2 separate regions of the Homo sapiens genome follow, and region 1 is linked to region 2. A link is an interaction called in ENCODE POLR2A ChIA-PET data of the cell type or tissue named here. Cell type or tissue: Panc1. All regions are shown on one strand. Links, peaks and the distances in the headings refer to the core of each region. The heading gives the core; the rest is flanking DNA.

Region 1 (6,041 bases), core at 1-5,000, 180 kb before region 2:
CTATTACTATGGTATAAATGTATACACTAAATAGCCAACGAAAGCTAGAAATTTTGCTCTTAAAACATGGAACAACTAAGCTATATAGTAAATATTACACTACTGCAGCTGAGTATCTTATGCCCTTAACAGATAATTACAGCCATCAACTGAGAAGATTCTTTAATGAGTTGAAAAACTGCTTACCGTTTAGTCTGACTGAAAAAAAGATTATGCAAAATCATATGTACTTAAGACTTTTCTTCCATGAACACACATTTCTACAAAGATGGAATCCTTCTACGTATGTTGTTTTATAATCTCTCTTCAACTTTCAGGGACATCTTTCCAAGTTAGTATACATAAACCTATTCACAATCTTTTTAATGACTCTGTGGTAGTTTATTTTATGGATATGCTTTAACAAATTCCACCCAGTATCTGTTTTTTTTTTTCTATATAAACAATGCTGAAACAAATGATTATTTAACATTTAAAAATAAAACCAGTATTCAAATGTTTGTACTTTATTAGGTTTCTACAGATAAACTTTTAGACTTCTTACACAAAAAACCGTAAGGACACCCACAATTCTAACAACTCAGAAACAAGTTTGGCTTATCCTGCACACTACAAAGCAAGGATTTTTTCCTTGTTTTTATTCTTTAAGCAAATTCTAATTAATTTTGATTTGCTCACGCTAAGAATTCCTGAATCGGTCATAATGCTAGAATTGAATCGGTCATAACCCTTTTTTTTTTTTTTTTTTTTTTTTGACAGAGTCTCACTCTTGCTGCCCAGGCTGGAGTGCGGTGGTGCAATCTTGGCTCACTACAGCCTCTGCCTCCTGGGTTCAGGTGATTCTCCTGCCTCAGACCACTGAGTAGCTCGGATCACCAGGCGTGCGCCACCACACCCGGCTAATTTTTTATTTTTAGTAGAGATGGGGCTTCGCTCGCCATGTTGGCCAGGCTGGTCTTGAACTCTTGACCTCAGGTGAGCTGACCACCTTGGCCTCCCAAAGTGCAGGGATTATAAGTGTGAGCCACCGCACCCAACCAATGCTATCTTTTCAAATTAAAGTTTGGCTCATTATTTAATACTATTAGAATCTCCATAACAATATGAGAATTTTACCTCTAGTTAGAGAGGTTCCATAACATTCAAGTCATATTGAGTAAGAATACTCGTCAAACAAGGAAATGAAAACTTTAAAAACTTATATATTTTAAAGGTAATAACATAACTATCTTTACAATAAAAGCTGATTATCTTGCTTTCAAAAATGGGGGGGAATCATAAAAATCAACTTGGCAATTATTCTCTGTAAAATGAAATGTTTTACTCTTATTTACTTTCCAAGCAATATCGCTCATGCTTTCCCCAGAAGATAAAAATCATGTAAGAGTTCACTGTTTATCAAGAAGAGGACAAAATTCCAATGGACCTATAAAAACATTTTTTAAAAATCCAAAAGACAAGTAAACTCATCCTATTTTACTCCTACATCTTTTGGAACTTGATTGCATTTGAGTTTCACATTCCTGAAATAAAGCTAGTAAACATTTCCATTTCTGTCCAGTTTTAAGAAATGACATTTATAATCTGACAATAGAAAAGAGCAGAAGAATCATAAAGAGAGCAGGGATCCAGAGATCCTTACCTGTTTTATAACTCTGTGATCTGTATATGTCCCTGAGCTCTTTCATAAGTCTATCTGAAGCTTGCACTGACCCAGACACTGCACCCTGAAACACAAAAGCCACTGTTTACCAGGGTCTGCTGAGCTAAGATTTAAGATATTTCAACCTGATCTAAAAGATTACAGCAAAAATGGATCACCACTCAACATTTTTTTTTTTTTTTTTTGGAGATGGAGTCTAGCCCTGTTACCCAGGCTGGAGTGCAGTGGCGCAATCTCAGTTCACTGCAACCTCCGCCTCCCTGCTCAAGAGATTCTCCTGCCTCAGCCTCCCAAGTAGCTGAGACTACAGGTGCGCACCACCACGCCCAGCTAAATTTTGTATTTTTTTTTTTGGTAGAGACGGGATTTCACCATGTTGGCCAGGATGGTCTCAATCTCTTGACCTCGTGGTCTGCCTGCCTCGGCCTCCCAAAGTGCTGGGATTACAGGCATGAGCCACTGTGCCCAACCTCAACATTTTAAGAAGTAAAAAAAAGCCCAATTAAATGAAGCATTATGAAGTTTCAAGAGGATATTAAAACTAGGCACAAGTCTAGTTCATTTCCTATTTCTTCTCATGTGAAAAAGTCTAGCCAACATGTCCAGACCACCATGGATTCCACAATAACAAAGAATTCAGTATGAGTCTATTCCAAACCCCAGCAATTTTTGAAAATACTAGAAGACACTCAAGGTGACACATTATTTACTAAAATAGAGTTCCATTCATAAGACTACAAACAAGAATATTACACAGATGGTCTAGTTCGCACATTAAGACACTGAGAAACATCTGCCTACATGCGACTGGTTTCAGTTTTTCAGTGCAGGGACATCTCTAAAGATGAAAACACATCAATATCTTATCATAAGACTAAATACAAACGGAACTATTTTTTGGTCACGTGAAATTAAAGATTTTAAACATTGCACTATACTTTGAAGGGGGGAAAAATCAAGTTTCCTAGCTCATTTCATATCTACAAAATATGAGAAGTTTTTCCTATCTCTAAAATATGAAGCATACCTATTTCACACGGTGGCTATGAAGACTAAATGTGAAGATATGTGAAGTATAAAGTACTTGGCATAGTATCCATCATGCAAAAGTGTTCAGTAACTTATAGTTGTTTTGACTATAACTCAAACTGGAATCGATCACAAGACATAAAGTACAGTCATCATTAATTCAAATGACAAACTTTGTTTTTTAAGTAATCAAGATATGGGGGCTTGACTAAATTTCTTTGCTCTACTAAAAATTATAAATTAGATTAATATATAAATTAGACTGAAGGAGGGAGAGTAATCTACCTGTTTTCAACATTTGGCATCTACTTACCTAACAATTCATTCCCTGTTTTGGGGAACCTGTGCCCAAGACAAAGTAACTGCTACTCAGATTTCACGGAGTTGGTCAATAGCTCTAACACAAGGCAAAAAGTAGTAAGTGTTCAGACAATCATTTGATGTTTCCCTACTCTGAGCATTTTATATATATACACACATCATTTTCATTTATTTTTGATAGCAATCATCCAAAAGGTATGTACTGTCTAGCCATATTTTAGAGCTGAGGAAAGTGAAACCATAAATTGTGTGTTTGTCACCAGACTCAGTGTTCTTTTCACATCCTGCTGCTTCACGTAAAAGAGATATTAAGTTGTGGCCGGACACAGTGGCTCACACCTGTAATCCCAGCACTTCGGGAGGCCAAGGCAGGTGGATCACTTGAAGTCGGGAGTTCAAGACCAGCCTGGCCAACATGGTGAAACCCTGTCTCTACTAAAAATACAAAAATTAGCCAGGTGTGGTGGTGTACACCTATAATCCCAGCTGCACAGGAGGGTGAGGCAGGAGAACTGCTTGAACCTGGGAGGTGGAAGCTGCAGTGAGCTGAGATCATGCCACCACACTCCAGCCCGGGAGACAGAGCGTAACTTCATCCAAAAAAAAAAAAAAAAGGATGTTAAGTCAAAAGAGAAAAATTACTTTTGGTTGGGTCAGAGCAGGACAGACCAAAGTCAGCTTCACGAAGGAGAAAGAACTTGAATTGTATTTTGTCGGAGAGGATGAATTTGAATATACAGATCCCATGAGAGGAAGGTAAGCAGAGAAAACAGCATAAACAGGCCGGGAAGGGGCAAATACAGGGATCAGCAGGTGGTTCCAGGATATGAAGAGCAGATGAACAGGGTAAAAAGTGGCTATCTATAGATAAGAAACGTAATCTACAGCAACAAAACATATGACTAAGGCTAGGCACGGTGGCTCATGCCTGTAATCCCAGTAGTTTCGGAGGCCAAGATGGGAGGATGACTTGAACTCAGGTGTTCAAGACCAGCCTGGGCAACAGAGAGTCCTCATCTCTACTAAAAATAAAAAAAACTAGCCTGGCATGGTGGCATGTGCCTATAGTCCAAGCTACTTGGGAGGCTGAGGCAGCAGGATTACTGGAGCCTGAGAGATCAAGGCTACTACACTGAACTATGATTGTGCCACTGCACTCTAGCCTAGGCGACAGAGCAAGACCCTGTTTTAAAACACACATGACTGAATCCACCACTAAGGCAGAAATGGAGGAAGAGGGCAGCTGAGATGGGCATGTTAATGAATTGCCTGGTATTAACTACAATTATTTAACCACAAAAGTCCAGGTTCTAGATATCTACACACACTTACATTTAAATGGTCTTGCCTTTGAGTCTTCCTAATTTTCTCTAATATTGCCAAATTTTCTTTTTCAATTCCTTCATCCTCTGACTTTTTCCCACTAATAGGCTCTTCTTCCTTCATCTCATAGTGATCTAAGTCTTCTATATCCTACAAAGAGACGAAAAATGTTAGCTTATTCAACCTATTTTTCTTCAGCAGTTTCTTATGCCAAAATAACATTAAATTATTCTTGACTCAAATGAGGAACAAGAAACAAAATGTAACTATCCTATAGGGAGAGAGAAAAAGCCCCCACATTCCATTCAAGAGGCTCCCACCTTTTATATCCTATATTTTATTTAAAATCTAGACTCTGGGTAAAGCAGATTTAAAAGCTTTACAAAATCATAACTATTACCAAATAAGCCATCTTCTAAATCTCCTATTAAGAGGAACCTTTAAAACAGTTTAGCAGCAGGTGTCAAGAACCTTAAGTGTTCCTAGTTTGTTCCAGAAACTCAACTTCTAGAATTGTATTCTAAGAAACTAGTTTAAACTATAAACACTAATTTAGGCATAAGGATACCTATTTCAACCTTGCAGCCACAAAAATAAACACAAAATCTGCATGTGCAAAATAGCAAAATATTAAGAGGCCACTGAAATACTAACATAGCCTAATTTCTCCTGTAACGAAAAACTTTAAAATGAAAAACAATACAAAAAAGAATAGAAAGAATTTCAGTTACGCTGAAATAAGCACAGAAAAAGAAAGACCAGAAGAACTTACATTGAAATGTTAATTTCAGTTAATCTTAGTTATCTCTGGAGGCATTTAATGCTTTCCCCTAATTTCCAAGTTTTATGTAGTAAGCATCTATTGACGTTTATAACTAGAAAAAAAGTTAGAAAAAGAATTTTATCTCAGGTCCTCAGGAGGCTGAGATAGGAAGATCATGTGGGCCCAGGAGTTTGAGGCTGCAGTGAGCTATGATCATGCTACTGTACTCCAGCCTGGGTGACAGAGCAAGACTCTATCTCAAAAAAAAAAAAAAAAAAAAAGGAAAAGAAAACAAAGAATTTGAATACCCCTAGACCAATATCTTTATTCACATCATTCTGCTCCCTTCTTTCCCGTACTATCTGTTCTTACACATATATAAATCTATGCAGAATTTAAATCCTAACTTTTTGCAATTACCTTATTTCTCTACTTCAATTGCCAAAATCTCTAAAGGAGTAGTTTATACGCATCTCGGCTTTTTTTTTTTCCCCAAGCAGGCTAATTCACTGATTTCTAGACCAGGTTAATCACTACCTTCTATCCATTCAATAGGCCTCCTTTTTGGGTTTATTTTTTTATTTTTTGAGATGGAGTCTCGCTCCGTTGCCCCGGCTGGAGTACAGTGACAAGATCTCGGCTCACTGCAGCCTTCACCTCCCCGGCCTCCTTTTTGGAATGCCATCTCTTCAAGCCCTATAACGTTCTGTTCTCACTCAAACTCTGCCCATGACTCCATACTTCATTGAGCTCCCTTCTCCCTGTGTGCACCTTTCAGCCCTGATCTTCCATCCTACATGTTTTCCTCACAATTCTCACAAATGCCTTTAGCCTGTATTTCCTCCTATACCTTCAACCTCAGTCATGTTCCCATCCACGAAATTTCTTTTTCTGAGTATTAATCAGCACATCCCAAACAGAATTCAACATTATCTTTCTCAA
Region 2 (7,834 bases), core at 1,499-6,498:
TCTGATGGGCCTGGGTAGCCCAGAGCTTCACTAGCAAGGACACTGAGGTTTCCTGGTGCACCCCCCGGCAACGCCCTCCCACTGGAGCACCACCAGTGCTGGGACTTGCTGTGGTGGGACAGCTCTGCCTGATAGAAAAACCCTCACACGGGACAAATGCCATCTCATTTGATCCTTTCGTTCCCTTAGATGCTGACATCACCTCCCTCATCACAGGTCCATGGCCTTCTTGCTGCACAGATGCCCTGGGAAGGAGATGTGGGCCCTGGTCCTGTCCTCAAGAGCTTCCAGTCTGGCTAGACCTGTGGCCATTTAGGCCAGAGGTGGCTCTACTGTACCCACGGTAGTGGCCACACCTCTTGCCAGTCTGCTGGGCTGGTCAGAGGCCAGATGTGTGTCAGTCCCTCTATCCAGGTCCCCTTTTACAGATGGGGACACTGAGGCCAGGGAAAGCATGGAAGCACATGGCTCTGAGCCCTGTGTGTGTGCTGGGGGTGTGAGCCCTGACCCAGGCTTCTGCCCTGGACATGGACTTCTGTCTGTGGGGTGAGCCCACCCTCTGTATTCAGATGGGGGAACTGAGGAGGAGGCACACAAGGCTACTGTGCACAAGTTGTGCCACCAGATTTCAGGTCCAGGCAGCCGTCCAGACCCACAGTCACCATTTCCTCTGTTCTTCCCCCATCCCAACTCACACACTCACTATCTCCAGACCCAGCCCGCCAGGCTGGGGAAGCCCCGAGACGCCGCCCCAGCAGCCCTGTCTTCAGCAGTTTCTGCTGCCAGAGCCAAGGGGAACTCAGAGATGAGCCATGGGCTGCCTGGTCCTGGACACAGCCCAGGAGAGAGCCTGGCCCTCAGCCTCCTGGGGGCAGCTCCCACCCAGACCCCTGTCTCTCCACCCTCCTCCCAGACCTCCAAGTCACCAGTGGGCAGGGCTGGCACTTATCACTGGCTTCTGGACCTAGTCATCCCCCGCCAGCCCCTGCAGAAGGGCCCTCCCGATTCGGCCAGCCCCAGAGCCACAGAGGAGGGGCTGCCAAACCGCCCAAGGAGAGCAGATGCTTCCCTCCCCTCCTCGCTGTCCCCCCCTCCTCGCTGCCCCCTCCACCCGGCCCTGACAGAAGAGTCCCAGGGGACAGGAAGGGAAAGAGTGTGTGTTCCCCAGGCTGGGGTCCAGCTCTCACACCCTCCTCCCACTGGGGCCATTGGCAGATGCTCCACTTCCGATTCACAGGCAGCAAGCAAACCCACCACGCCTCTCTGGGTGCACACACGGTGCATGTGCCCTGCTGACACCCACAGCCCCTAGCTCTGGAGCCACACCCACAGGAGCTTAAGTCCCAGCCCTGCCGCTGCTCCACAGGCTAGCACGGAGGACTGCCCTCTCTGAGCCTCAGTTTCCTCACCTGTAACATGGGAGATGCCTCCCAGGAGCCCTGCTAGGGCTGGGGGGCTGTGCAGGCCCAGTGCCAAGTGAGGGTCCTTCACTCTTCTCTTCCCTGCCAGAAACCCTACCCCAGCCTGGGTCCACTGAGGTGAGGGTCCCAGGTCCTCTAGGGCCAGGAAAGTGGGGGAAAGGAGGGTACGGATGGAGCCTGGAAACCCACCCATCTCCCTGTCCAAGAGGGAAGATTATAAGGCAGGGAAAAGCCTCTTGGAACCGCTCCCCACCGCAGCCACCCCACCCTCCTCGCCTGAGGCCTGGGGAGCAGCAAGACTTCCACAAAGACACCATTGAGGCCCCGCTTCCTCCTCCCCCGGCCCAGCCCTCCCGCCTGGGTGGACTCTGGGCTGCTTCTTCCCTCAAAACCTCTCATTTCCCCTCCTGCTTCCTCTGTGCTCCACAAGGCCCCAGGGTTGGGACATGTGGCTGGGAGCCCAGGGTGCAGCCCCTATCAGCCTCTGTGGACCAAGCTCAGCTTCTCCCACCCCACCTGCCCCTGCTTCCACTCATCTTCCAGACGGGTTCCCTCAACTGGAAATGTTCCCCAGCACATGCCCCTCTACGTGGGTGACTCAAAGCGCTTGGTTAGAGGATGGTAGCTGAGGCCAGTGACCAGGGTCAGGGCCCAGCCAATAGCTGAGGAAACTGTTTTCCTCCCTGGCCCCCTTGGCCTTGCAAGGGACCAGAAAGGCAACTAAACAGAAGGTCAGCTGACCTGAGTGTGTGTCTCTTGGCTCAAGAGTTTTTGGTGCTGCCCTGACCCCGACAGAGGTCTCTGCAGCATTTAGACGTGGAGGCAGTCACCTGAGCAGGTGCCTAGCACTCCAGCACCCCACTGGGATAAAGCAGTGTCTCCTGAGATGATGGCTGCTGTTGTAAGCTCCATGGGATTTGGAACTAACCTACTGTTGTCCGCATTTCGGTAGCTCACGGGACAGGAGAGGAGCAGGCAGTCCTTGGGCCGCGGGGATGGCCCTGGGTGGTGGAATCCCAGTCTGGAAGCAGCCAGGAAGAGTTGCTAAAGAGCAGTGAGCCCTGAGGGGTCTGCAGGTGTGTGAGCGTCTCCCAGGCAGCCCACCCTGGCCAGTGATGAGCCTTCTAGGCCTGGGCCCTGGTGACCCCAGTGTCATCACTGGGCAGGTCGCTCCCCTTAGTCTGACCTTAAGTCTCCCCTGTAACCTACCCCCTTGTTACCCTCAGAGTAACAGGGTTGGGTGAAGGTGATAGCTCAGTGTGGGTGGCTGAGCCTTGGGGAGTCTGCTGGGAGGAGGTTTGAGAGGGGCTCACCCCTGAGTAGGCACACCAGACAGCTTCTCCCTTGCCTGAGGAGCCCAGGGAGACCAATGTGCTGGGGAGGGGACCCCCAGTTATGTCTCGGTATCCAGGGCCCACAGTGGGGCCAGACCAGGGACCCAGCGCACCCCTTCCTCGCCTGCCTTGCCGCCACACACGTGTGTACATGTGACACTGACCCACATTCCTGCACACACTCACCCATGCCCTGCCTGCTTGGTTGGAAGTAGATTGGTGGCGGAAGTAAAATCGGGGAGTCCCTTGGAGGTGCAAGGGGAGGGGAGGGGAACTGACCTGAGGTCTAGAGGGCCAGGTGACCTCAGGGAGGGTCCGCTGCTGGGGAAGCACACCTGGCCCGTCCATGCTCTCACAGAGCCGGCATTCAGCCCCCAGGTGGGCCACGACCACCCCCCGCCCCACCACATACACACCTATGAGGGGAGACAGAGAGCCCTTCATCCCGGCCTTGGCCCTCCCAGAATACCCCATCCCACAGCCCCCTCAGACTCCCTCACCCCTGCCTGCCCAGACCTGGAGCCAGGATCTCCCGCCGTGGTGCCAAACCCCGAGGGGCGGTGATGGAGAAGTCTGGCTTCGTCTTGGAGCAGGGCCCTCCCTCCCCAGCAGGCTGGCTGGGCATCCCCTCCTCACTCCTGTGCACAGCAGCAGGCTTGCTGCCAACATCCCGCCTTCTCTGTCTCCCTCGAGTTTTCCTCCTCCGTCTCCTTCCTCAGGCCTTGGTCTGTATGTGAATCCAGTCTTTATGGAGGAGGGCATCTTGATTTCTCCTTCTCAGTTTTAATAACTTTCTCCCATGTTAGCTGTCTTCTTCCATTCCCATCACTGTATTGCTGTATTTGTGATTGAGTGAATGAATGAATGGGTCTCTATTACGCATTCCACCTCTCACCTCCTGCTCTGTCTCTGTGGCACTGGGTGTCCCTCCCCCACATACAGATGTCCAGGTCTCCTGCCCTCACCCTCAACTACGGGCCCAGGCACTCCCCACGGGCCAGCAGCTCCGGGCTCCCAGAATTTCTCCCTTATAAAGTCAGGCAGCAGCAGACACCCAGGAATGCTGCTGCTCCCATGACGCAGCCTGGCTGTGGGGCTGCCCCCAGGCAACCAGGAACATGGCGGGAGTGGGGCACACAGGGATCCATTGCCAGAGAGTGGGGTACAGTGGGGGTGCCTGGGTGGGTAGGGCTCACACGGGTGGTGCTGGGACCTGCTGGATCTCTTTCTGCTTCTCTTCGTCAAATCGCTTCTCCTCTGGAGCCTCAGTTTGTCTGTCTGGAAGGTGGAAGCTGAGTGCCCTGCAGCAGGCTTGAGCTACAGAGAATGCTGATGCTGTGGGACTCAGCACCCATGGAGGGTGGGGCCCCAGGCCGGGGCCCTCCAGACTGTCCTAGAGCAAAGGGTGATGTGCCCAGGGACAGCCAGGATGGGGCAGAGGGAAGAGGGAGCCAAAGAGCTAGGGGGAGACCAGGGGGAGCAGAGGCAGAGCCTGGCAGCAGGGATGGCCGGAGGCGAAGGAGAGATGGGGCAGATACAGGGACACAGGCAGCCTTCTGAGGACTCAGAAGGAACAGAGCCCACAGCAGCCCTCAGCCTGGAAGAGGCATCTGTGCCTGAGACCCGGCCCTGGCCTGGCTGGGGAAGGTGGGGCCCTGGCCGGGGGAGGCGGGCCTGATGGGCAGAGATGTTCCCCTCACAGCGACTCCTTGTCCCCGGAGCCTGGTGTCAGACAGAGGGCTGGGTGTCAGGCTGGAAGCCTCAGGGGCCCATCCACACTCCTCCTAGTAGTGCCTCCGGGGAGCCCGGAGATGCCAGCGCAGCCCTTGCCCTGACAGAGGGGGCTTGCTGGGGACCTTGACCGAGGTTTCCTCTAGCCCCTGAGAAGGGACTTGGCAGGGAAGGAAACAGGCTTTTTCTGTGCCCCCAGGCCTAGATCTCAGGAAGAAGGATGGAGCCACCCCACCCTCAGGCCCAGACAGCAGTGCCCTGTTTATGGGGAGGAAGGGTGGGAAGCCTGAGGATGTACCCACCTTTAGCAAACCTCTCTATGGGCGCTGAGCAGGAGGGGCAGGAACCCTCCAAGAACACACAGCCCCTTTCATGGAGCCAGGCCCAGCCAAGTAATGGCAGGCGGGCACCGAAGGGCAGGACAGGCCCGGGCACAATCATTGCTCTGTCCTGGCAGCTCCCGGCCCACACACGCGCACACACACACAAACACACAGCCTTACGCAAACCCAAAGCACACCCCCAGCAGCCACCCACATGCTTGCGCACACACAAATACACATCTATTAATATACAGCCCTGGACGCCCACTGACGCGCCTTCCAGAGAGAGAAACCCATACACGCAGCACTCTTCCTGCCCCTCCCACGGGCCCCCAGACCTGTGGGGCATCCTGCTCCTCTCATGCCCAAGGCTTGGCACCTCCAGGCACCCCATGCCATTAACCTTCCCCACATCCATATGGACAGCAAACTCCTAGATCAGGGAGAGACCCCCAGGACTAATCCCCACAGTCAGGAGGGGGAAGGGGTGGGAGGGACTGTGCCCATTTTACAGAATGGTGACACTGAGGCCTGAAGTGGGCCCCTTCTCCTGGCTCAGAGGGCAGCCCATGGGGCTGCTACAGGTTTGGTCTGCTGTTTTGATGAATCATGGGTCCTCTTGACCCAGGAGAATCAACGGCAGGTCTGATCCAGCCTGTGCCAATGTCTCCCCACAACCTCCTCCATCCCCCCGCCCCAGTCACGCAGCCGAGCCTAGCTTGACCCATTCTACTTTTCCCTCTACTTCTCTTCCTTCAAGTTAGCCAGAGGCTTTAGCGGGTGATGGAGCAGAAACCCTCCTAGCCCCACCCAAAGGGGACCTGTGTACTTCCTGCCAGTCTCACTCGGCCTTGCTGCTGTCCTCTGAGACTGCCTATTCCTCCCTCTCTGTGTCTGTACACCACCGTGACCTCCTCCAGGAAGTCCTCTGGATTGACTCCTAGCTTATTACATCTTAATTCTGCACACCCTCTCCATTTGAAGCCCCTCTTCAACTGCCCCCCCACCACCTCCAAGACAGGGATTCTGAGTTCTTGCAACTGAAGCCCCTCAGAGAGTGTAAGAGGGGCAGAAAAAAGGAGACCAGGAGGTGGAGGGAGTGGCGCTGTCAGAGTTTCCAGAGCCCTGGCCAGCAAGGCCTCAGAGGCCTCTGTTGGGGTGGGGGGCTGCCTGGCCACGCGCTCCAGCAGCACAAGACAGCCTGTGTGAGCCCCTCCCGCTCAGCCCCACAGGAAGCAGCAGGGCCCAGCCCCTCAATGGACCCATTCAGACCCCAGCGCTCTGGAAAGTACCTCTACTTCCTGCCACCCTCCCACTCTGGCCAAACAGGCTCTACTCTCCTCTGCTGGGAGGGGGCTGCAGGCAGGTGGTTCAGTGGTTAGGGCCAACCATCTAGTTCAGTTCCTGCCTGGCCCAGAGCCCTGATGTTGACCATGACTTGGCGGGTCTACATATACCTTTAGTGCAAGGGTGGGTAGGGGCAGGGACATGTGCCCCCTTCTCTGTGGGTGCTGGATAGGTAAATGTTTAGCAATGGGCTTTCTTGGGGAGGGGGAACCCTGATTTGCAGTATTTGCCTCTTTTCCTGGTATAAATGTTCTCACTGTGGGCAGTATCACCTGGCTCTCAAAATTCCTGAAAATTCAACAGTAGACTCCTGGCAGCTGCTGTCAGCCGCTCCAGCAGGTGACGGTGGTGGCTCTATCCTGCAGGGCCATGTGCCCCCACCCCTTGTGCTATGGCCTCCCTCACTTTAGTGTGCTGTGTTTTGCTCTTAGGAATCAATGTCTTTGCAGATAAGGCACCCCGGTAGGTGGCCGCCACCTGCAGTTCCCTGGTCTGTCCCTTGCTGGCGCCAAGCTCTGCTGAACCAGCTGGGCCGCCCCCGCGCAGATGGTCTGCAGGGCTCCCTTGATTCCCGTAGCTTCCCAGACAAGGTGCTGGTATTGCCAGCAGTGCTGGCAGGAGGAGATAACTAGAGGGGATTTAACTCAGCCCAAGGGGTTCTTACGGGATCTTTCTTGGACATCCCTCCCAGTGGGGCTGGCTGCCCTTAGGGTGTACAAGTCTCCGACTCCTCCAACGGCTGAAGCTGCTTACTCAGGCGGATGGCAGCTGGCTCAGGCTGGCCAGGGACCAGCACATGGGGCTGGTGCCGGATTATCCCTATCAAGGCCGTCAGCCTGTGCTCGCTCTCGGGTTTGAGGGAAGCCCAACAGGAATGAATCACCGTTTTTAACCCGTGTTTCTCTACCCCCCAGCCCTGGACATCTGCAGGCAAAGTCAAAGTTATATTTGGCTCTTATCACCACAAAAGGCATGGACCAGAAATTGTGGCAGCGGGTTGGAAGTCAGGGAGGCTAATCTGGGGAAACTGACTGGAGGAAGCAGCAATTCAAAAGAGGAGGAGTCCCAGTATGGGACAGAACGGGCCCTGCATAGGAACCACTAACCCCAGGCAAGCCCAGACATGGCCTTCTGCCTGGGGAGGCCCTCTTTGGCCTGCCCAGCAGACCCTCAGCCCCTCCCAAGCCCTGTCTTCAGCCTCAGCCTGCGTGGTGGCCTGGGGAAGTTAGGAACTCAGCTGTTCTCATCCCTGGTTCCTTGGCCACGGTGGAAACAATGGGGCCGGATCTGACTGCTCATCGGGGACTGTGAATAGCTCTCCAGCAGGAAGCAATAGCAAGGGTAATGGAGGAAGTGTGGGCCCACTTTGGTTTGACACTGCACATGGTCCCCATCTGGCCTCAGAGCCTTTGCTCCTTGGCAGACTCAGGCCAATAAGCTCCTGCCCCGACGCTCAATGGCAGCTGGAAGAATGGCCTGAGAGAGAAGCGGGGATAGGTGGGCCATGCTGACACCACCCCCAGATCCCAGTCGTGGCCTCAGCCAACCCATGGAGGCGGGGCATGGCACAGCAGGCGCTGCACAGGAGCCCAAGCACAAGGGCACTTAGGAGAAGGAATCTGAGCAGGGATCAGTCTGGACTGGGGGTGATTCTCCAGAAACTCCATTCCTTGGGGCT

The links. Peaks named below come from ENCODE experiments on the same cell type or tissue, not always from the same donor. Only the 100,000 strongest peaks of a DNase experiment are listed, where the experiment ranks them.
Region 1: POLR2A ChIA-PET joins it to region 2 with 7 read pairs; 2 of 35 experiments call an interaction of 5 or more read pairs at or near these places.

Annotation. Positions count from the first base shown.
Region 1 is chr15:75,871,873-75,877,913 of GRCh38, reverse strand. It overlaps UBE2Q2 (ubiquitin conjugating enzyme E2 Q2), which reads right to left. Exons shown (of 13, transcript NM_173469.4): 5 at 4,346-4,486; 6 at 1,643-1,727. Among named protein-coding and RNA genes, the nearest start is that of FBXO22, 29 kb to the left of the region's middle. RefSeq lists an enhancer at 5,627-6,041. In Panc1, for the core only: no CTCF peak of the experiment used is centred there; no DNase peak of the experiment used is centred there.
Region 2 is chr15:75,693,645-75,701,478 of GRCh38, reverse strand. All of the region lies in intron 1 of CSPG4 (chondroitin sulfate proteoglycan 4), which reads left to right. Among named protein-coding and RNA genes, the nearest start is that of CSPG4, 15 kb to the left of the region's middle. RefSeq lists enhancers at 1-230, 2,622-3,369, 3,370-4,119, 6,046-6,135, 6,369-7,118 and 2 more and silencers at 1,065-1,114, 1,245-1,334, 6,857-7,151. In Panc1, for the core only: no CTCF peak of the experiment used is centred there; no DNase peak of the experiment used is centred there; H3K27ac peaks cover 1,399 bases.